Linked DNA regions of Homo sapiens: regions 1, 3, 4, 5 and 6 are each linked to region 2. A link is a contact called in ENCODE Hi-C or POLR2A ChIA-PET data. All regions are on one chromosome and are shown on one strand. The core of a region is the stretch at or near the end of the contact, and the rest is flanking DNA. Distances in the headings are between cores, read along the strand shown.

What was found. Hi-C counts contacts between places; a loop is a spot of excess contacts on that map. ChIA-PET counts read pairs that join two places held with the same protein, here RNA polymerase II (POLR2A). Pooled maps may share reads with other maps.
Region 1: a map of naive thymus-derived CD4-positive, alpha-beta T cell shows a loop between it and region 2 (30-fold over the local background). The contact joins the promoter of THAP8 here to the promoter of ZNF573 in region 2. A Hi-C loop is called at or near these places in 1 of 168 maps with a recorded cell type or tissue (naive thymus-derived CD4-positive, alpha-beta T cell), 1 of 37 single-sample maps with no recorded cell type and 12 of 50 pooled maps. POLR2A ChIA-PET finds 5 or more read pairs at or near these places in 2 of 52 experiments (HCT116 and activated naive CD4-positive, alpha-beta T cell).
Region 3: a loop to region 2 is called in a pooled map, with 12 times the contacts of the local background. The contact joins the promoter of ZNF382 here to the promoter of ZNF573 in region 2. A Hi-C loop is called at or near these places in 7 of 50 pooled maps. POLR2A ChIA-PET finds 5 or more read pairs at or near these places in 3 of 52 experiments (B cell, activated CD4-positive, alpha-beta T cell and naive thymus-derived CD8-positive, alpha-beta T cell).
Region 4: a pooled map shows a loop between it and region 2 (13-fold over the local background). The contact joins the promoter of ZNF260 here to the promoter of ZNF573 in region 2. A Hi-C loop is called at or near these places in 1 of 37 single-sample maps with no recorded cell type and 11 of 50 pooled maps. POLR2A ChIA-PET finds 5 or more read pairs at or near these places in 1 of 52 experiments (Panc1).
Region 5: a loop to region 2 is called in a map of naive thymus-derived CD4-positive, alpha-beta T cell, with 22 times the contacts of the local background. The contact joins the promoter of ZNF529-AS1 here to the promoter of ZNF573 in region 2. A Hi-C loop is called at or near these places in 1 of 168 maps with a recorded cell type or tissue (naive thymus-derived CD4-positive, alpha-beta T cell), 3 of 37 single-sample maps with no recorded cell type and 7 of 50 pooled maps.
Region 6: a map of CD4-positive, alpha-beta memory T cell shows a loop between it and region 2 (32-fold over the local background). The contact joins the promoter of ZFP14 here to the promoter of ZNF573 in region 2. A Hi-C loop is called at or near these places in 1 of 168 maps with a recorded cell type or tissue (CD4-positive, alpha-beta memory T cell), 2 of 37 single-sample maps with no recorded cell type and 10 of 50 pooled maps. POLR2A ChIA-PET finds 5 or more read pairs at or near these places in 1 of 52 experiments (OCI-LY7).

What each region holds. Positions count from the first base shown.
Region 1 is chr19:36,052,737-36,056,188 of GRCh38, forward strand. It overlaps THAP8 (THAP domain containing 8), which reads right to left and starts at 1,549. Exons shown (of 4, transcript NM_152658.3): 1 at 1,399-1,549. The coding sequence starts at 1,481. It overlaps WDR62 (WD repeat domain 62), which reads left to right and starts at 2,161. Exons shown (of 32, transcript NM_001083961.2): 1 at 2,161-2,412. The coding sequence starts at 2,236.
Region 2 is chr19:37,777,976-37,781,493 of GRCh38, forward strand. It overlaps ZNF573 (zinc finger protein 573), which reads right to left and starts at 1,611. Exons shown (of 5, transcript NM_001172690.2): 1 at 1,569-1,611. RefSeq lists enhancers at 1,099-1,762, 1,554-1,848, 1,555-1,904, 1,763-2,425.
Region 3 is chr19:36,603,489-36,607,116 of GRCh38, forward strand. ZNF382 (zinc finger protein 382) reads left to right here and starts at 1,825. Exons shown (of 5, transcript NM_032825.5): 1 at 1,825-1,859. It also overlaps a transcript of ZNF529 not described here. RefSeq lists enhancers at 1,097-1,236, 2,217-2,276 and a silencer at 1,797-1,856.
Region 4 is chr19:36,526,420-36,530,132 of GRCh38, forward strand. ZNF260 (zinc finger protein 260) reads right to left here and starts at 1,852. Exons shown (of 3, transcript NM_001166037.2): 1 at 1,800-1,852. RefSeq lists enhancers at 1,149-1,859, 1,600-2,229, 1,860-2,568, 2,380-2,579.
Region 5 is chr19:36,571,969-36,575,291 of GRCh38, forward strand. It overlaps ZNF529-AS1 (ZNF529 antisense RNA 1), which reads left to right and starts at 1,381. Exons shown (of 5, transcript NR_173348.1): 1 at 1,381-1,587; 2 at 2,853-2,932. It overlaps ZNF529 (zinc finger protein 529), which reads right to left and starts at 1,324. Exons shown (of 5, transcript NM_020951.5): 1 at 1,172-1,324; 2 at 365-424. The coding sequence starts at 378. RefSeq lists an enhancer at 1,381-1,470.
Region 6 is chr19:36,377,094-36,380,701 of GRCh38, forward strand. ZFP14 (ZFP14 zinc finger protein) reads right to left here and starts at 2,108. Exons shown (of 5, transcript NM_020917.3): 1 at 2,070-2,108. RefSeq lists a silencer at 2,215-2,304.

The DNA.
Region 1 (3,452 bases), core at 299-2,798, 1.7 Mb before region 2:
CTTTTCTGTGTCAAAGTGACTTAGCTCCTCCAAGCAAAAGTGAGATGTTTCATTCTTACTTGATGTGATTTCAAACAGCAAAGTTTGTGATCATCTCTGACTTTAGACAACCAAAGTTTCCTACTAAGAAAGCAGTAGACACTCAAAGGATGGGAATTCTGCCACTTTACATCTGCAGTATGTCCAAGAGAAATATTTTTTCCTGGCTGGGTGCAGTGGCTCACGCCTGTAATCCAAGCACTTTGGGAGGCCGAGGCAGGAGGACTGCTTGTGCCCAGGAGTTTGAGACTAGACTGGACAACATAGGGTGATCCCATCTCTCTCTTTAAAAACAAAATTTTTTTTTTTGAGACGGAGTCTCACTCTTGTTGCCCACGCTGGATTGCAGTGGCCTCATCTTGGCTCACTGCAACCTCTGCCTTCTGGATTCATGCGATTCTCCTGCCTCAGCCCACGGAGTAGCTGGAATTACACGCATGAGCCACCACGCCCATCTAATTTTTGTATTTTTAGTAGACACGGGGTTTCACCATGTTGGCCAGGCTGGTCTCGAACTCCTGACCTCAGGTGATCTGCCCGCCTCGGCCTCCCAAAGTGCTGGGATTACAGGCGTGAGCCACCAAGCCTGGCAAAAAAAAAAAAAAAAAAAAAAAAAAAAAAAAATTTAAATTATCCAGGCATGGTGGCGCGTGCCTCTGGTCCCAGCTACTTGGTAGGGTGAGGTGGGAGGATCACTTGAGCCCGGGAGGTCGAGGTTGCAGTGAGCTGTGATCGTTCCACTGCATTCCAGCCTGGGCGACAAAGCGATCTTGTCTCAAAAAAAAAAAAAAAAAAAAGCAAAGAAATGTTTTTTCCTAGTAATTCTTCCACCAACTGGCTTATGTCAGCCAGATAAATAAGGAGACAGATCTTTTACAGTCGAAGCTAATTCTGACTTTCCCAAGTATGACGAAAGAGGTAAGGATGACATTTTTTAAACCTAAGCAACAAGAAGAATGAAGCACGCTACTAAGATAAGACAGACTGGAAGGTTTTGGGGAGACACGATCGCAAGCTCAGTTTCGGATGCTCTGAGTTTCAGATGGCTCAAATGCGTGGGGAGGGCAAGTGGGCATCTGCAGGCTCTCTAACAGCCTGCACCGACTTCACTTCTTACATCCCTTTCACTCTTCGGCTCGCTTCGCTCGCTATCTGTAGTCAATCGTCTACTCCTGTTTCCCACGCCTGCACCTTTGTATGTGCAATGGACACTGCCAGGAAGGCCATCTCCTCATGGTTTAACCCCACTTCCTAACACCCTCAAGCAAGACCAGAAGCCCCGCACAGCAGCACTAATGCTCGGGCCCCACCCCTCTCAGGGTCCCGCCTCCCTCAAGCCCCGCCCCGCGCTGCGCTCACTTGTAGAAGCTCACAGGGCGGTTGTCTGCACCCAGGCGGCCCGCAGTGTTGGAGCAGTTCGGCGCCCTGCAGTACTTGGGCATGGCTATCCAGCCCCCGCTGAGTTTTGCCGGGTCAGCGGCTGCACTTTGGTTCTCGCGGAGCGCCGCCTAACCCCGCCCCACCCGCGCTCGCCGCCTGCCTCACGTGACGTCCGTGGAGTCTCGTCACGTACCGGGGAGAGAGCTGAGAGCGCCTGCCTACTAGGCGCCCCTCCACAGTGCCACAGTCCCGCCCTCGTCACGTGACGAATGGGCCATAGCGAGTACTGTGCACCTGCGCAAAGCCGGCCCTTCGTCACCCCGACTTTCATCACGTGTTGGGGGGAAGGGCGGCGTCACGGCGTTTCTGAGCCTGCGCCAACCAAATCAACTGGCTAGTCAATCTCTTACGGCTCCACCCTACGCCTACATCCGGGCAACCGTTGGGGCGCACATAGTTCCTCTAGGTGGCGGCAAAAACCGAGGTGAGGCGGCCGTGGCCTTAGCCTCGTAAAAATTAAAACCTGTATGTTTCAGCGAATAATGAAAACGCAGTCTGGATGAAAGACCCCATGACGCTTAATCAGGCATCCAGTACACTGGCTGTGGCCCCGCCCCGCCAGGCACTCGCTCCGCCTCTTCGCCCCCATTGGTTCTAAGCGCCGCCCGGCATCCCTGCGATTGGCTAGGCCGGGCCCGTCGCGTCCAATAGGCGGTGGCGCCGGCTTTCCCGCGGCTGTTCGCTGTTCCAGTGGGTCGTGGCGGTGGCGGCAGCGGCGGTTAGGGGATGTAACGGTCGCCCGCCTCCGGCGTGACGATGGCGGCCGTAGGGTCCGGAGGCTATGCGCGGAACGATGCAGGGGAGAAGCTGCCCTCTGTCATGGCGGGAGTTCCGGCGCGGAGGGGCCAGTCCTCCCCGCCCCCCGCCCCACCAATCTGCCTACGGCGGCGGACGCGACTCTCGACGGCCTCCGAGGAGACGGTGCAGAACCGGGTGAGAAGCTGCTCGCCATGTCTACCCCAGTTCCAGGCTTCCTAGGTTTCCCCTAGTCCCGTCCTGAGAACTGTGGCCCCGACATCAGCCCCCGGCCAGTCCCCTCAGGTTGTTCCCTGCCATGCCTCGTCCCCTAACCCCCGCCCCTTTAGCCACGGCCCCTCCCACTTTCTCCTCGCTGCTTTCCCGGCTCCACCCTCAGCGTTGGAGCAATTCGGGGGTTCCTCGCTGGTTCCCACCCGTGGAAATGCATTTTGCTTCTGTAAATCACAGCCTAGTCCTGCTATATTTTAACCCCCGTTCTATCGCCTTTAGACGTCACGATCATAGCTCACTGCAGCCTCACTGCCCTGGCCCCCGCTGAGTCATTAAGGTCCCTTCGAGGGTTCGGTCCAGAGTGTTACCTGCCCCAACTCTTCCTCGCTTCTACCCCGCCTTCTCTCACCTTCTGCGATCTCTATCCTTTTTCCTCACCAAGGTGGGATTCTTAATCCATATTGTCACTCAAAACTATGAGAAAGACGTGAGAAGTTATTTATAAAATCTCTGCAGTGCTGCCTGGGGAGGAGGGCGTACAGAACAGTTCCCTAAATCCTGAGACAGAAAAATGGAAAGAAATGATTTCACAGTAGGTAGAAGGAATTCCATTAGCACAGCGGCAATTAAAAAAATTGTTTTCCAGCTGTGTAGGCACAAAATCTGTTTTTATAAAATGGAGATGATAAGAACCATACTACTGGTAGGGCGCGGTAGCTCACGTCTGTAATCCCAGCACTTTGGGAGGCCAAGGTGGGCTGTTCACCTGAGATCAGTTCAAGACCAGCCTGGCCAACATGGTGAAACCCGTCTCTACAAAAAGTAGAAAAATTAGCCCGGCATGCTAGCGCGCGCCTGTAATCCCAGCTACTCAGGAGGCTGAGGCGGGAGAAATCGCTTGAACCTGGGAGGCGGAGGTTGCAGTGAGCTGAGGTCATGCCACTGCACTCCAGCCTGGGCGACAGAGTGAGACTCTGTCTCAAAATAAATAAATAAATAAATTA
Region 2 (3,518 bases), core at 361-2,860:
GATCGCACCACTGCACTCCAGCCTGGGCGACAGAGCGAGACTCTGTCTCAAAAAAAAAAAAAAAAAAAAAGTAATATTTAAGAGGTGGTCTCTTGAAGTAACTAATACAAATTCTGTTGTTAGTCTTTTAGGATATGACTTTCAGATTTAAGCTCTGATACTTAATAAAATGTGTCTTAAAGTCTCATTGGTAAATTGGGAGAAAATGTCATTTAGCATATAAAATAGTCTGAAGATGAAGTAAAATAATCCACATAAGGCTGGGTGCGGTGGCTCACGCCTGTAATCCCAGCACTTTGGGAGGCCGAGGCGGGTGGATCATGAGGTCAGGAGTTCGAGACCAGCCTGGCCAAGATGGTGGGATTACAAGCATGCACCATCACGCCAGACTAATTTTTGTATTTTTAGTAGTGATGGGGTTTCGTCATGTTGGCCAGGCTGGTCTCGAACTCCTGACCTCAAGTGATCCGTCCGCCTTGGCCTCCTAAAATGGTGCGATTACAGGCGTGAGCCACCACACCCGGCCAAATATGAGAACGTTAATGAGATTCAGCTCAATGGCTCCCAACATCTACTGGAAAGAAAGCAGATTGGTATTAGGACATTCAGACACATTTCAGATGAAGTAAAACATACTCTAAAACCAGTAACCTTAGGAAAGAAAAAAGCCAACTAGCCTAAACATTGAGTTTTAGATGTGAAAGAATTTTTTTCCTCCTCATTAGAGTCCTTTTGAGGAATAGCAGGACCAGGGAGGGAGAAAAAAATCATGAGTTATCAGGCCTTTCCTTGAAGCACGGAATGCCTCCTTACACAATACCCTCCACGCCTTCCCTGTTCACACACTTTAACACATGGAGGTAGGAGAGAGGCTGGAATCTGGGTATGAGTTCACAGCAGGTTCCTGGGGTCAGAGCTCTGGGAAAGACGAGGTTCTGAGACAGGTAGCTCGCTCTCAGAGCTCACAAAGAAATAACCTCCCAGGCGTTTCCAATCTCACAGCAAGTCAATGCCTTCTTGCTGGAAAACTTGATGTAGAGTTCAGTATCCAACTTCCCTCTTGCAGACATTTTTTGTGTGTGTCAGCCGCAAGCAGCTGTGAGGAGGGAGGAGAGAAGCAGCAGCCGGGAACCTACAGCCAAGACTCAAAGTGACACCGCAGTGCCACCGCAATCAACGTACATGAAAAGGACAAGCACCTCATATCCCCGTCACGCAAGCACAGCCACTCACTCACCTGTCACAGCCTCACAACCGCACCCACCGTCAAGGAGGCACATCCCAGCCTCTCACACGCAGTTTCTCTGTCACACACTCTCAAACATTCCCCATCTGACATATACAACATTCTCTCACGTGCGCACTCAAATACCCTCCTCTGCTGTTCATGCACCCACGGGCCTGAGATTCCGATAACAACTGGCCGTCCACACTAGAGGCTTCCACGGTTAAAGGGCTTCCTCCACCACCCCGGCTGGTTTAGGTTGGGCTCCAACGTAACTTGATTGCCCAGAGCCCTCCCTGCGAGTACTCTGTGCCTGTTATATACTGAAATGAGTTCAACCCACCTTGCAAAAGAACCACGCGAAAACGGAAGGGAAGCCATAGATTGGGTGTTCCCGTTGCCCTCTGGGAAATGTAGTTTAAGCCTAAAGCTCCATGACCGCGGTGGCTTGTGGGAAAAGTGGCTCGGAACCCCAAATCCCGGTTAGATTGCAGGCACCGCCGGACGCTGGCTCCCGGAGGTTTTAGTTTTCCCTCTACCAGGAGTGTGAAGACACAGAGACTTATTGCGCTGGCGAAGATGGCTGAGGCGAAGGCGTGTCCGACTTGTCCTCGGAGTTCTGAGGGTTTCAGTGACCCCAGAAGGCTGAGAAGTGGAATCCGAACTCGAGGCTGCCCGAAGCCTCGGGCTGTTTGAGTGTAGAGCCGGTAGGGGAGGGCTTTCAAAGTGTGGCCGCGAGGGCGAGCGTGGGGGATCGGTTATGAGCTCCCGAGGGCGGGGACTCTGCTCTGTGTCCCCTGAGGAAGTCCAGTCTTGTTATAAGGTATGAGAAAAGTAACTTTTTAAAAATGGACAAATAATAATTGTATGTTTTATATACTGATAGGGTACAATATGCTGTTTTGATCTATGTTTACAATGCGAAATGATTAAATCAAGCTAATTAAATCCATCACCTCACTTTTTTGTGGTGAAAACATTTAAAATCTACTTTTAGCAATTTTGAAACATGCAACACATTATTTATGTAGTTGCTATTCTATGCAATCGATTAACAAAGTTTATTTCTCCTGACTAACTGAAATTTTGTACTGTTTTAATTAACATCTCCCTTTTCCCCATTTTTCAGTCTCTGGTAAACACCATTCTTTGCCTCTTAAGAGTTAGACTTTTTTAGATTCCACAAATACCACTTATGTGGTATTTGGTATTTATCTTTCTGTTACTGGCTTCTCTCACTTAGCATAATGTCCTCCTGGTTTATCCATGTTGTCACAGATGACAGAATTTTCCTTGTTTTATTTTTATTTTTTATTTATTTTTTAAAAATCTATTTACTTATTATTATTTTTTGAAACGGAGTTTCGCTCTTGTCACCCAGGCTGGAGTGCAGTGGCACAGTCTCAGCTCACTGCAACCTCTGCCTCCCCTGTTCAAGCGATTCTTGTGTCTCAGCCTCCCAAGTAGCTGGGATTATAGGCATGCGCCACCACGTCGGCTAATTTTTGTATTTTTAGCAGTGACAGGGTTTCACCATGTTGATCTGGCTGGTCTCGAACTCCTGACCTCAGGTGATCCACCCACCTTGGCCTCACAAAATGCTGCATTTACAGGCGCGAGCCACTGTGCCCGGCCGATTTTCCTCTTCTTAAAAAGTGAATAGTATTCCTTTATATATACATATATATATGTGTATAAGGTTATATACATAATATATATAATATGTAACATTTTCTTTATCCACTTATAACATGCTGGACACCTAGGTTGCTTCCGTATCCAATGCAGAATAATGCTGCAGTGAATGGTAGTGCAGTTATCTCTTCAGCATGCTGATTTCAATTCCTTTAGCTATACACCCACCGGTGGGGTTGCTGGAACATATAGTAATTCTATTTTTAGTTTCTGATGAATCTCCATATTATTTTCCATCATGGCTGTATTAATTTACATTGGGAAATGTACGTACTTTTGATGTTGTTGTGAATGGACTGGTTTATTCAATAAATTGTGTTAGGTACATTGACTAATAGTGTGTAGAAGTAAAGTTATATTTACTTAATTCTTAAAGGTATAGTCAAAACAGACTGAATAATTAAATGTAAAAATGATCTGGAGAAAACCTTTTTTTTTTTTTTTGAGATGGAGTCTCGCTCTGTTGCCCAGGCTGGAGTGCAGTGGCGCGATCTCGGCTCACTGCAATCTCTGTCTCCCGGGTTCAAGTGCTTCTCCTGCCTCCCGGGTTCAAGTGCTTCTCCTGCCTCAGCCTCCCAAGTAGCTGGGATTACAGGCA
Region 3 (3,628 bases), core at 575-3,074, 1.2 Mb before region 2:
GCATTTCATAAAACAAAGAAAAAAATCAAAATGACCTCCAGCTTTGCTTTAAAATGTGCAACTACAATGCTTTTCTTCTCTCAGAGCTCTTCTCTTGGAATACAGCAAAATGTGGAAAGAAAGGGAATCACAATATACTCAGCCTTTCTTGGAGCCCAGACAGGCTAAATAAGAACACATTCTTCACCACCGGCAAGCTTCCATAACCCATGCTGAATATGACCAGATGGAAGTATGAGAAAGACTGGAATATTGTTGACTCTTCCCTTCATAAAGAAAAGTCAGGTTCACCAAAGCCTGGGACTGAAATGTTTCTGTATTCACAATAATTTCCTTTAGACAGCTATGAAAATGCTGTGGATCTGCAATATTCAACTTGCCCCCACAGAGCTTCCAAAAGGGATCTTTTGGCTAGGCACGGTGGCTCACGCCTGTAATCCCAGCACTTTGGGAAGCCGAGGCGGGTGGATCACCTGAGGTCAGGAGTTCGAGACCAGTCTGACCAACATGGTGAAACCCCGTCTCTACTAAAAATACAAAAATGAGCCGGGCATGGTGGTGCATGCCTGTAATCCCAGCTACTCGGGAGGCTGAGGCAGGAGAATTGCTTGAACCCGGAAGGCGGAGGTTGCAATGAGCCGAGATTGCGCCACTGCACTCCAGCCTGGGCAACAAGAGCAAAACTCCATCTCACACACACACACAAAATCTTTGGAGAAACGAATCCTACTCCTGGGGCCTCAATATCATATCTTCCCAGAACCTTGCCTTGGGAGCAATTCCAGCTCTAACATCTCCATATCAAACACGAGGCTGTGCATATCAGAACACAGCCTTGTCCATGTGAAACACAAGGCTGTGCTTTTTCAGTTGGAAACTTCATTCTGGATCTCAAATATCCAACTTTCTTTTCGATAGCCATTTGACTGCACACTGTGCAACGTGGTTATAAGGTGAAATGACTGAGGCAGTGAAAGAAATCCCAGTATAACAAACTCCAAGAAACCACGTAACTTAAAATTGGCCCCAGAGGTTGGCGAGGCTGCATGCCACTGTGTATTATGCATTATGAAAGCGACAGGGGCCATGCTTTAGAACAGAAGGTCTCAGAGTCTTCACAGACACAGATCGAGCCATACGGGGACCTTGTCCACGTATTCCTGAGCCCCAGAACTGCAGAAATCAAACTCTACAAAAGCTGCACCAGGCCAGTTTTGATCACAGTCTCCAGTGGGTCACAACAGCGCTGTCACAGGATCACTGATAACAGCATGACACATTCATAGTCACCGCTCAGCGCCGTCACACAAACGGCCCCGCCCCCACTCAGTCCCGCGGGCCCAATCGGGGACAGTCAGGGCTGTCCCGGGCTGTGCACCTGCTGTGCACACACACCCCCTGCTGTGCACACCCCCCGCCCCCCCGGGACCATCACAGGCGCGCCCACTCACACCACCACACACGGACGCAGCCACAGAACGGCACACACAAACACAATCACACAGTCTCCCTCCCCAGCAGGTGACTTGCACACAGGCCTGGGGCTTCTGCCTCCACAAACCCTCTCCGCGTCCCATGAACCCAGGTCCCCTGCCGTGAGCTCTTCTCGCATCCAGACCCGGGTCACCTCAACTCACCACATGGAAAACGAACACCAGGTCAACGGAAAAGGGAGCCGGGGTCCTGGCAGAAGCGTAGTGCCAGCCGCAATAGGGCGGCCGTGGGTGCAAACGGAGGGGAGCGCCGGCAGCTAGCACCGCGCGGCGACTAACGGGCCGCCCCGGAGACTCCTGGGAGCTCAGGCCCACGCGCGAGTGCGCAGGCGCAGACGACTCACCCTGGGCCGGGGGTGAGGCTTGGTGGGTGCCAGGGGTGCTGAGGAGGCCAAGGAGGGCACTGGGAGCTCCGTTCCGGGAGAGCTGTCTAAGGACGCGGAACCGGGTGGGGAGGCCAGGGAGGTAACCAAGAGTCCGAGCCGGGCCTGGAAATTCTGAGGAGGAAACCGGGACCGCGGTATCCAGACGCTCCGATCTGTACGAGCCGGGCCTCGGGCGTGGTCCATGGGCGTGACCTTGAGGGTGACCCGGAGCGAGCTCCGCGAAGGGGGATTTTGCCCGTTCTGATCCCGCGGAAGCGCCATCGCTGGCGGCGGGTCCCCGCGCGGAGCGGGCGCTGTGTGTTCGCGCGCGCGGGCGCGCGCTGAATAGGGGTGGCCTCCTGCGCCCAACCTGCTGCATTTTAGGTGCTTGCCTCTCTTTGGGATGTTGTGGCCGATTGTGTGTGAAAAGTGAACGGAGTAGTGTTGCTGCGCGAGGTTTCCTCTGCGTGTGTCTATTTTTAGATTAGGTGTGAGTCGCATTTGAGACTGCCTTTGAGTGTGGAGAATTGCAAGTGATTTGTAGGTGTGGTTGTGACTGCCTGGAGTCGTGTTAGCTGCTGTCTGAGGTTGTGAATGACAAGTGGGGCCTGTAGGTTGGTGGTTCTCTGAAGGATGTTTGATTGACTGTGACTCTGCATGTGTTTGTAACCTACTGTTACTTCTGGTGGTTTTGTGGCCTTAGTGACCTAAATATTTGAATGATTGAGGAACTCTGTTATGACCATGGCTAGTTGGTTATGTAAGACTTGATTATCTGAATAGTAGCCATTAAGCCTGCCTCCAAAACTGTAACTAAGTAGCAATTTAGCAAATAAAATAGAGATAACAGTATCAGAGGGGAAGAGATGATTTTCATAATTCCCAGATTCATTTCCTGGAAACACCATATTAACTAAAACCAGTATGTTGAAATGAATAGCATTCCATTGGGGACATGCAGGAAATTTTTTTTTTTTTTTTTTTTTTACCATAACTACCACTTTTGTTGTTGTTTTTTGTTTGTTTTAAGACAAGGTCTTGCTCTTTTGCCCAGGCTGGAGTGTAGTGGCATGATCTCTGCTCACTGCCACCTCTACCTCTGAAGTTCAAGTGATTCTCCTGCCCCAGCTTCCTGAGTAGCTGGGACTACAGGCTTGTGCCACCACGCTCGGCTAGTTTTTGTATTTTTAGTAGAGATGGGGTTTCACCATGTTGCCCAGGCTGGTCTTGAACTCCTGACCTCAAGTGATCCCCTCCCCCCGCCCCCTCGGCCTGCCAAAGTACTGGGATTACAGGTGTGAGCCACTGTGCCTGGCATAACTACCACTTTCAACACTTGTATATGAGTGAGGTTTCCTACTCCCTTAGGCTTGCTAAGATAATAAAAAGTATTTGATAGATTTTTAATAAGTCCAGTCTCACTGTAGTAATTAAAATAGTTATTTTGCGGGCCTGGTGCAGTGACTGATGCCTGTAATCCCAGCATTTTGGGAGGCCAAGGTGGGCAGATCACCTGAGATCGAGAATTCGAGACCAGCCTGACCAACATGGAGAAACCCCATCTCTACTAAAAATACAAAATTAGCCGGGCATGGTGGTGCATGCCTGTAATCCCAGCTACTCAGGAGGCTGAGGCAGGAGAATCGCTTGAACCCGGGAGGTGGAGGTTGCGGTCAGTCAAGATTGTACCATTGCACTCCAGCCTGGGCAACAAGAGTGAAACTCTGTCTCAAAAAAAAAAAAAAAAAAGATTATTCTCAACTACAACAT
Region 4 (3,713 bases), core at 602-3,101, 1.3 Mb before region 2:
ACCTCAGCTACTTGGGAGGCTGAGGCAGGAGAATCGCTTGAACCCAGGAGGCAGAGGTGGCAGTGAGCCGAGATTGCACCACTGCACTCCAGTCTGGGTGACAGAGTGAGACTCCATCTCAAAAAAATAAAAATAAAGTGAATGGAAGTATATTTACATATAACCTATGCACATCCTCCCATATACTTTAAAATTATCTCCAGATTACTTATCATACGTAATACAACGTAAATGTCTGGTAAATAGTTGTTATACTGTATTGTTTAGGGAATCATGACAAGAAAAAAAAATCTGTACACGTACAGATACAACCATCGCAAGCTTAACAACAGTTATGATTCATGTTTGTTGAATCCGTGGAAGCAGAGCCTACAGACACAGAGGGCTGACTGTTCATTCACTGATTCAGCAAACATATACATTTATGATTATGTGTGCTGAGAAACCTTGGTTTACAATTTGTAATGGGATATAACAAATCAAAGGATCAAACTTACTTAGAAGCCTTCTCTAAGATGTAAGTGCCTTAGAACCTGGCTAGACAGTGCTATAAATTGCTGAAACAGGTACAGAGGGGAAATAGATGGAGGCAGACTGCAGGAAGAAGGAGCCCTTTAGACATAAAGAGCTTGAAGTTCCCTGTAACTTCCAGGTGGACTGCACATTGGGCAATTAGATAATATGGATTAGGAGCTCAGGACAAGCCTCCAGCAGAAACAGACATTTATTAGTCATCTGTATTAGATGAAGCCATGGATGGCAGTGTAATGTTGTTGCTGATAGGAGTACTTAGATGATCAAGGCCAGAAACTTAGAAACACCAATAGTTAGGGGAAAAGCAGAAACTAAGTCCTGTCTTCTTTGTATCTTTTACTTTTTCTGTATATTTCAAAACTATTAACCCTGTTACTTTTTTATTTTATTGAAAAATATGTTAAGAATAAGTGTGACAAGATACTTGAATATGTTGATATGTTAAGAATAAGTGTGACAAGATACTTGAAGATAGGATACTTCTATCTTTGTATACACAAGAAAAGAATTTCCCCTATATTTACAAAAGGCTGGGGAAACCCTGATTAAATTAGGAGTGAGATTGCTGCCCTCACTGACGAACTAGGGAGTTTCTTGACCTCTGCGCTAAAGGCAGGACAAGTAGCTTCCAAATTCTGTGCCGTCTGCGCTATTGGAAACTACCTCTTAAAGATATTCCTTAGTTCAGGGTTTCTCCAAGCAACTGCACCAAAGTTTCTCCAAAGTATTAAGAAAAGTCAATGCCTACTGGGTGTACAGGCACCCAGTAACAAGTTTTTCCGAAATCTTGCCTCTTTAAAAAAATAATGGAAAGGTAATGCTGATTTTGTTTTCTACTCCACAATAGGTCTGCTTTTATATAAAAAATCACCTTTAAAATTACTTATCCGCTCAATTCCTTAGCCTTTTCCGTTTCCTATTTTCCAGAAAACGCATCTTTATTATTTTAGAAATGAGAAAAGTGAGGCTTAGAGGTTACTACCTCACAAAGCCATCCGTCCATCCTCACAAACTTGGAACCAGTTTCTCACTAACTCTGCACCCTCAACACCCCCTCACACTCTCGGTCACCCACCCGCGAACCCACCCGAACTGTACCCCTGCCCCCAGCCACACAAGCTCGGATCACCGCACATCATAGAAGGCGATTCCTCCCCTCCATACTCCCAGCCCCGTCGCAGGCACTGCAAATCCTCCCCTCCAGCGTCCCTGGCCCGTTTCAGTGTCCAGAAACCCAAGTCCCACAGGGCCGAAACCCAACTCACCGGCAGACAAAGACGACCATGGCAAGTCGGAGATTCCGCGCCTGCGCACTCCTTCCGCGGGCAGCGCTCCCAGAGGTCTCCTGGGCTGGGCCAGGCCCCGACTCAGAACCGGACGGAATCGAGAGATCTTGGCCCGTCCTCCGTGCCACTCTTTTGAGGGTAGACTACATTTCCCAGAAGGTTCAGCGGTTTGAGTCAGCTTTTCGCGCGAACTTTTCCTCCGCCAGAGCTTGTGGGACTGTCTCCCTGGCCGGGGCAGGGGTGTAAGGCCTTAGTCTTAGTTTACTCTATCCCTGGGATTGGGTAGTGGTGTAACATCAGCTTAAACACGCTGTGCTGACTTTATGTAACAGCCACGGTGCGATACTAAGCCAGGAACCCCAGGAGACTCTCAGACACGGTTCGGGAATGAGGGTAATCCCTTTGGCTGGGCTCAAGCCGGGCGCCATCTTGCTCATCGCGGGCGTGGCGCTGAACTACATTTCCCAGAAGGCGCCGCGCCCTCGGCCCCTCCCCTCGCGACTCCCGCGGCTCGGGGGAGAGCTGCACGCGACCCAGGTGCTGGCCTCTGAGCGGGTCGGCTCGGAGACTACAGGATCAGGAGGAGGTTGGAGGTGAAGCGTCTGGAATCCGGTGCGGAGGTTGAGACTGAGTATTAAGTCTGTTCAGGCGGAACGCGCCGAGAAGGGCGGTTGTGAAATTGTGTTTTTGTGAATGTATGTCCTAGCACAGTGTGTGTGTGATTGTGATTGTGTGTGACACCTTGTGTACGGATGTGGGGAGGACTCTGCGGGTGTCCCGTGAGTCCCTGTGTTAGGACTGTTATTGTGTGACTGTGTAACGCTGTGTGAGGGTGTGGGTTAGCTGTGACTGTGTGCCCGCGGTGGGTGTGTGATTGTAACTCTGTGACCATATGTTCGTTTGTGTGCAGATATAGGGAGCTTTGTACTTATGTAGTTGTGACTCTGTGTCCTTGTGTGGGAGTATGGAGGGTGGGTGCTTGTGACTTTGTGTACAGTGGTGGGTGTGTGACTGTGAAGCATTGGGTGTGCGTGGAGTTGAGACTGTGTTTGTGTGTCTTTGACCAAATGTCACACATAGTCATATGTGAGAGCAGAAGACAGCTCGGCCCCGTGATAGTAAAGGGGATTTTTCTATGACACTGAGTTTTGAGTTGGAAGCCCCAGTTTCCTCTGATAGCCCTCCCATGGCGGGGGAGGGGAACGCAGAGTAAGCTCTGGCCTTGTCATTTGGGCCCTAGGGGAGGTGTATTGTCTCCCTTCTCATTTCTGTCCTCCAAGAGAGGTTCCCCAGAGGAGAGGAAATAACGGTTGTGATATCTAAAAGCCATGTTTAAGGTGCCTTGAAGTTTTCTCTTTGTTCCTGAAATGCTTTATTTTTCCAGGACCTGATTTTTTTTTTTTTTGAGATGGAGTCTCGCACTGTCGCCCGGGCTGGTGTGCAGTGGCGCGATCTCGGCTCACTGCAACCTCCGCCTCCCAGGTTCAAGCGATTCTCCTTCCTCAGCCTACCGAGTAGCTAGGATTACAGGTGCCGGCCACCACGCCCGGGTAATTTTTTTGTTGTTGTATTTTTAGTAGAGACGGGGCTTCACTATGTTGGCCTGGCTTGTCTTGAACTCCTAACCTTGTGAACCGTCCACCTCGGCCTCCCAAAGTGCTGGGATTACAGGCATGAGCCACTGCGCCCGGCTGATTTTTTTTTTCTTAGCAAATGCCTAAAAGGACTTATCAAGTAACCTGGAATCTTCTGTTACTCTTTGGAAAAATCTTCCTAATTTTGTCTTATTAATATAGCAAATGGTTCAGTTTATCATGTATGCTTAGTTTGGTTTTACCTATATACATATGTAGATATATATGCATATACATAAATATACATACACATATTTGT
Region 5 (3,323 bases), core at 131-2,630, 1.2 Mb before region 2:
CTGATTAATACCTACCATCTCCTATCTTGCTTTGTTTGCAAATCAAGTCTGTAAATAAGATCAAAGGTATCTAGTGTGCCATTCTACTTAATCACTCGTCTCCTCCTTAACAAATTACATTCTAAAAAAAAGTTTTAACTTCTCCTCCAGGAGTTGTATTTCTATACCATAAAAATCCTTTGGAAAAAAAGAAGCACATGGGAGAATTGAATGATTTACCTAATGCATATGTGAATATTCAATGAAAGGGAAATGGGCATTTGGAAAGGCAATGGAGGACAAGGGGACCCATCTCTACGGTCCTGTTGTTAATTGGGAAGAGAAAACCAAGGGACCAGGTAAATGAACAAAAAAAAAAACTAACCTTGAGTTGGCCATTAGTACCAATGCTGTCTTCCACTTCAGGGGGCCTTCACTTGCAGAACTACATAACCAAGAGGGAGAAAGGACTCATGACATCCTGGACTGGTTAAATAAGAACACAGTGTTCACCACCAGAAAAGCCCATCACACACAACAAACACACCCAGATCGAAGAGGGAAACTAGAATACTGTCGACTCCTCCCCACATCCGAGAAAAAGGTACGACCAATGCCTAGCAGTTTCTAGGGAACACAGCTCAGGAAATACTGTAGTTCTTTAATGTATAAATGGCCTCCAAACTCATGCAAGGGGAGTTATCCCAGGAATGAATACTACACCTATGCCCTCCCCTTCACGTCTTCCCAGGAAACTTCATTTATCTATCTTATCTATCTATCTATCTATCTATCTATTATCTATCATTTATCTATCTTCTATATATCATCTATGTAATCTATCTATATGCGTGTGTGTGTGTGTATAAGACCTCACGAAGAGATTCCATCACAGACATCACAGAGTCGGAAAAATGACGCTTTACCCAAAACAAACTCCTACAGGCTCACGGAAAAAAACGAACAAACAAACAAACAAAAAAAAACAAAAAAACACTTCTACCCCGTTCACACTTATAGTTGGTCACAACAGTGCTGTCACACGATCACGTCACCGTAGACCAGGGTCACACGATAGACCCCGCCCCTACTCACCGTCCTGAGTCCGATCAAACAGCACCCACGGCACACACTAGGGTCTCCGTCTCTCACACACACACACCACAATGACGTCGTAAACAATAGCACTAACCACCATCGTCCGCAGCTCCCGCGTACAGAGGCCTCAGGCTCCCGGCTCCACGTGGACCGACCTCGCCCGGCAGCGCGGGGCCACCTCACCGCGAGCTCCTCCCGCAGCCCGGCCCGGGTCACCTCGACTCGCCAGGCTTAACTCAATAACCACAACACCGGAAAAGGAAGCAAAGGTCGAAGTTCATCCGCGGCCCTGAGGCCTGTGGGAAACGTAGTCCAACAACGAAAGAGCCCTGAAGCTCAAGCGGAGCCCGCTGGCCGCAGGGGCCGCACCACGCCCCAGACCCTGGAGTTTCCGGGTGCGCAGACCCTTGCCATCAGCAGAGGCTGCCGCTGCGCGTCCCCTAGGCGCGGAAGAGGCGGCTGGTGGTCCCTGACGGCAAGGTGAAGTCGAGGCAGTAATCGGGAACCCAGGTTGGGAGGACAGAATGGGGAACAGGAAGCTGGGGCGAGGGTGGTCTTGGGGGAGGTGGGGGGCCGCGGAATTCTAGGTGGCCCCTGCCTCACCTCTGGAAAGAACCGGAAGCCCGGGCCGGGGAGGGTGAAGGGAGTCGCGGACCCGGCTGCTCAGCCGAGGAGGAAACCCGGACCCCAGGCTGAGGGAGGCCGAAGAAGGAACTGGAGGGCCGGGCTGGGAAGGCCTGAAGCGGGTACAGCCTTTAGGCTGGGGAGGGTCGAGGGGAGAACTCGGAGCCTGAGTCGGGCGAGGTTTTGCTCCACTCTGGCTTCTAAGTGTGGGGGCCTCAGGATGTGACCCGTGGTCGTAAACCTGAGGGTGACTTGGAGTTTTTGTCCGTTTTGCACCATGAGAAAGGCCCCAGATGGAATCTGGCAGGTAGCGGCGGTTCAGTGTGTGTGTGTCTGCCTTAGGGCGTGTTTTACACTGTTGACGAAAAGACTCAGACTCTAAAGTATTTGAAGAGACTTATTCTGAGCTAAATATGAGTGACCAATGGCCGGTGGCCCAGCCCTCAGGAGATCTTGAGAACCTGTGCCCAGGGTGGACGGGATATATGTGGTTTTATACCTTTTAGGGAAACATGAGACACCAATCAAATACATGTAAAATGTACATTGATTCCCTCCGGAAAGGCGGGACAGCTGGAAGGTGGCTGGCCTTCCAGGTCATAGGTAGATTCAAAGATTATTTGATTGGCAATGGGTTGAAAGAGTTATTGACGTAAGACTTAGGAATGTCTCCAGGTAGCACGCTTCACAGAGAATAGATTGTAAATGTTTCTTTTCAGACTTGGGGTCTTTTCTATCAGTAATTCCAAAATGGAGGAGGGTATAATGAAGCATGTCCGACCCGCCCACCCCCGCCTTTCCATCATGGCTTTACTAGTTTTTCAGGTTAGGAATGCCCTGGCCAAGAGGAGGGGTCCATTCAAGATGGTCTGGGTGTGCTTAGGATTTTATTTTTGGTTTACAACACCAGCACCACCGGAGTTTGCTGGTGTCCTTTCCAGTCAGTTTCAAAGCAGAGACAGCCATAGTTCTGATTTGTGTCACTGTAACTGTCAGTTCCGGAATTCCATATTTCTCCTTTAGTTTACCCTAATGTGTGTGAGATTTCATGTGTAGTTCATTTTTCTTTTTCTGAACAGCACTCCATTGTGCAAATATACCACAATTTGTGTAGTCATTTTTCTGTTGTTGAACATTTGGCATATTTACAGGTTTTATACATTACGAATAAAGCTGGCACGTTTCCATTTCTCCTGGGCAAATATTTAGAAGAAAAGTTGCTGGGTAATTGGTAAGTTTACATTTAACTTTCCAAGAAGCTGATAAGCCTTTTAGAATGATTAGTTGTGATTTGTGTGTGTGAGATTGTGTAACTGGAGTAAGTAGTTTCTGAGTTTGCTTTGCTATGTTTGTATGGAATTATAAGATGGGCTCAACAGGGTTGTGAATGTCATGTAGGATCCATAGGATTGTGGCTTTGTGGAGTAGGTAAGATCACAGGAAACTGAATGTGTCTGTGCTAATTGTTATTTATCATGGTTTTGTGTGTACATTCCATGATAACTGAAAATGGATCACTATGTAAGTGATGTTAATGACTGAAGAACTCTGTGTGTCTGGTGTATTTCATTTTGCTTGCAGAATTATGACAGTTTCTAATAACTAAAATATCACAAGCATTG
Region 6 (3,608 bases), core at 858-3,357, 1.4 Mb before region 2:
TAAAAACCCCATCGTATTGTCACTCCTTAAAAGCCTCAAAAGCAGAAAAGATCCTGTCGCCAATCAAACCACCTCCTTTCCCTGCTTTTGAACTCAGGGCGGTGGGGATCAAAGAGACCTAGTGGGTAATTCCATCTAAACTGTAAACTCCTCAACTAATCACCATCGAATGAAAGTTCTACGTGGTGGCTCACGCCTGTAATCTCAACACTTTGGGAGGCTGAGGTGGAAGAATTCCTTGACTCCAGGAGTTCAAGATCAGCCTGTGCAACATAAGGAGACCTCATTTCTACAAAAAAATTTAAAAATTGCGCGTGGGACCACGTGCCTGTGGTCTCAGCTACTCAAGAGGCTGAGGTGGAAGGATCGCTTGAGCCAGGGAGGTCCAGGCTGCAGGGAGCGAGATCACTTCACTGCACTCCAGCCTGAGGGACAGAGTGAGACCCTGTCTCTAAAAAAAAAAAAAAAACTTAAGTAACAAAATAAAGCTCTGCAGTTAGCTTCTCTTCAGGAGGTTTACTTCCAGACCATCCAAATGATTAGAAAGAGGCAGCTCATAAGAGAAACTAAATTACTGCCAAATGCTCATGTCAATACCTACTGGAGGCCGGGTGCGGTGGCTCATCCCTGTAGTTCTAGCTACTTGGCAGGCTGAAGCAGGAGAATCCTGCTTGAACCCGGGAGGCGGAGGTTTCAGTGAGCACATCGTGCCACTGCACTCCAGCCTGGGTAACAGACCCAGACTCCATCTCAAAAAATACAAAAAAAAACAAAACAAAACAAACCTACTGGAAAGGGGTAGGAATTGGAATCTACCTTCATCACCCCATCATTCACTGGGAAGGAAGGCCAAAGCACCAGGTCAGTGGACAGGACATTTCAGGGGTTAAAGTCTAACTAGCTGAAGATTAACTGGAACAAGCCCGCATAGTCTGACAAAATCATATCTATTGACTGGCAGAAAGGGAGAAAATTCCACAGGAAGGGTTGGAATAGAATGGACGAGAGAGACGAGAAAAGCTCTTTCGTAAACGGTTGAGTTCCAGCTGAAAGATTCTAAGGAGGATCTAATGACAGCTGCAATCTGGAATGGCTGCTGTTTCCGAGGTGAGATTAGGAGAGGCAGGGATTAATGAGATATTGAATGCAATCATGAGTGTAATCAAGAGGGTATCCCCAGTAATAAAATGAAAACAGCAAAGCAAGTCTAGAACATCACTGGTAAGAAAACTGTAATCTCTCAAAGAGGGAGTCATTATGCCATTTTACAACTACTGCACCACCTGGGGAGAAATCATGTTTTCTATTAATTTTGCAACTGGCTTTATCTGTCTCTTCCTTCCTAGCCTGATTAATGACAGAGCTGCTTCATTGTTCAGTCCGAGCTGATTTTCATTCCACAGAAGAGGAAAGCAAATGCCCCCACGCCCAGAAAAAATAAAAATTACACTTCATGGAACAAAACGGAAACACAAACTCATCTGGATGTTGACTTGTCTATATGCAACAGCAATCATTTCCTCCTCTCCCCGCTGCCTTCCTAAAGAACAGCAGGATTGGGAAAGGAGACGGGAATCTTGAGACCGCGGGCCTTTCCTGGAGCCGGCCTTGGCTGAGCAGGACACACCCCCGCTAGCGCACTTGCTCCCTCCGTCTACTGCGCGCAAAACCCGATGGAAATAACAGGGAGCCTGGAATAAAGCTGACCCTTTCCCGTATCAGAGCGAAAGGCCAGGTACACGAAGACGGGGCTGGGATCTGTCTCCGAGTTCCCCGCAGTTTCCATGGGAGGGAGCTCGGGTAAAGCTGTGCAATCTGCAGTTCTTCAGACTGCGTCTTTTTGTTTGGGGGCCTTCATTCACTCCGGGGTTCCTGTATCTAACTCGGAGCCATTCCGGGCCGCTGGACCTGGGCGGCTCTGAAGCGAGAAGGCAGAGGACGCAACAGGGCACCCGGCGCCCAGTCAGCGCCACAAACTCCACAGCTACTGCCTCCTGGCTCACACTGAGGTCTGCGCCGCCCCCGCGCCACCCCCGCGCCCATTGCCTCGGTGCAAGCGACCAACTCACCTCTCGGAGCCGACACCAGCAGCGAAGCCGGAAAGAACTGCGAGCGGAGGCCTGTGGGAAATGTAGTCCGCCGATGGGAGGGACTGGTTCCAGCCCCAACGGGCTGCGCGGAGTGCGCATGCGCGGGGGCCGGAGCCCCGGGTGCGCTCGGGGCGGGAAGGCCCTCCGCGCTGCGTGGGGCTGAGGCGAGCTCGGGCTTGCGTTTGCTTTTGTCGCTGAGGAAGACTTTTATTTGTTTATTTTCTTGAGACAGGGTCTTACTCTGTCGCCCAGGCTGGAGTGCAGTGGCGTGATTAGAGCTCACTGCAGCCGCGACCTCCCGGGCTCAAGCGACCCTCCCACCCGAGCCTCCAGAGTAGCTGGGACTGCAGGCGCGCGCCACCACGCCCAACTCATTTTTTAAGTTTTTATAGAGACCAGATCTCCCTATGTTACCCAAGCCGGTGTCGAACTCCTGGGCTTAAAAGATCCTCCCGCCTGAGCCTCCCAAAGTGCTGGGACTACAGGCGTGAGCCACCAGGCTCAGCCGCGGAGGATTTAGAAAGAAGTTTTGGCACCAGCAGATGCCTAATATGTGTACTAAACACCTACCAGTTACTCACTGCATACACCCAAGCAAGGTGTGGGCACACATCAGGCATGCAATGAAAATACTCTCAAAGCCCACCAGAACCTGGAGCAGGACGTAAACCTAGAAAGGTCGCTCGTGCTCACTGCCCTCTCCCTTTCTCCCACTCTGTCTCTGTCTCTGTGTGTGTGTGTGTGTGTGTGTGTGTGTGTGTGTGTGTGTGTGTCTCGTATCTCCTGCAGTTGTGAATGTATTGTTCTACTAAAAATACAAAAAATTAGCCGGGCGTGGTCGCGCGCGCCTGTAATCCCAGCTACTCAGGAGGCTGAGGCAGGAAAATCGCTTGAACCCGGGAAGCGGAGGTTGCATTGAGCTGAGATCCGCCATTGCACCCCAGCTTGGGCAACAAGAGCGAAACTCCGTTTCAAAAGAAAAAGACTAACTGGAGAGGTCTGTCTCCAATGAGACTGAATTTGTCCTGTCCTGCGTTCCTTCAGGAAAGAAATGGGATAAGCCCACCAGGGACCACCCTGAGGCATCTTCTGTATCCCAAATTCTTTGATATATTAGTTAATACATGAAAGAATTTGTTCTTTCCTTAAGAATATAAAACTTTAGAAGATATTTGAAAATGCCTCGGCAATCTGGTTTCATTTTGCAAACAATAGGATATGCATGAAATAGGAGATAAATGAAAAATCTGAGCTACTTTATAACTACTAAGAAGGTGGCCAGACGCGGTGGCTGACGCCTATAATCCCATCACTTTCGGGGGGCCGAGGCGGGTGGATCACCTGAGGTCAGGGGTTTGAGACCAGCCTGGCCAACATGGTGAAACCCCGTCTCTACTAAAAATACAAAAAAATTTAGCTGGGCATGGTGACGCACACCTGTAGTCCCAGCTACTCGGGAGGCTGAGGCAGAAGAATCGCTTGAACCAGGGAGACGGAGGTTGCAGTGAGCCAAGATCG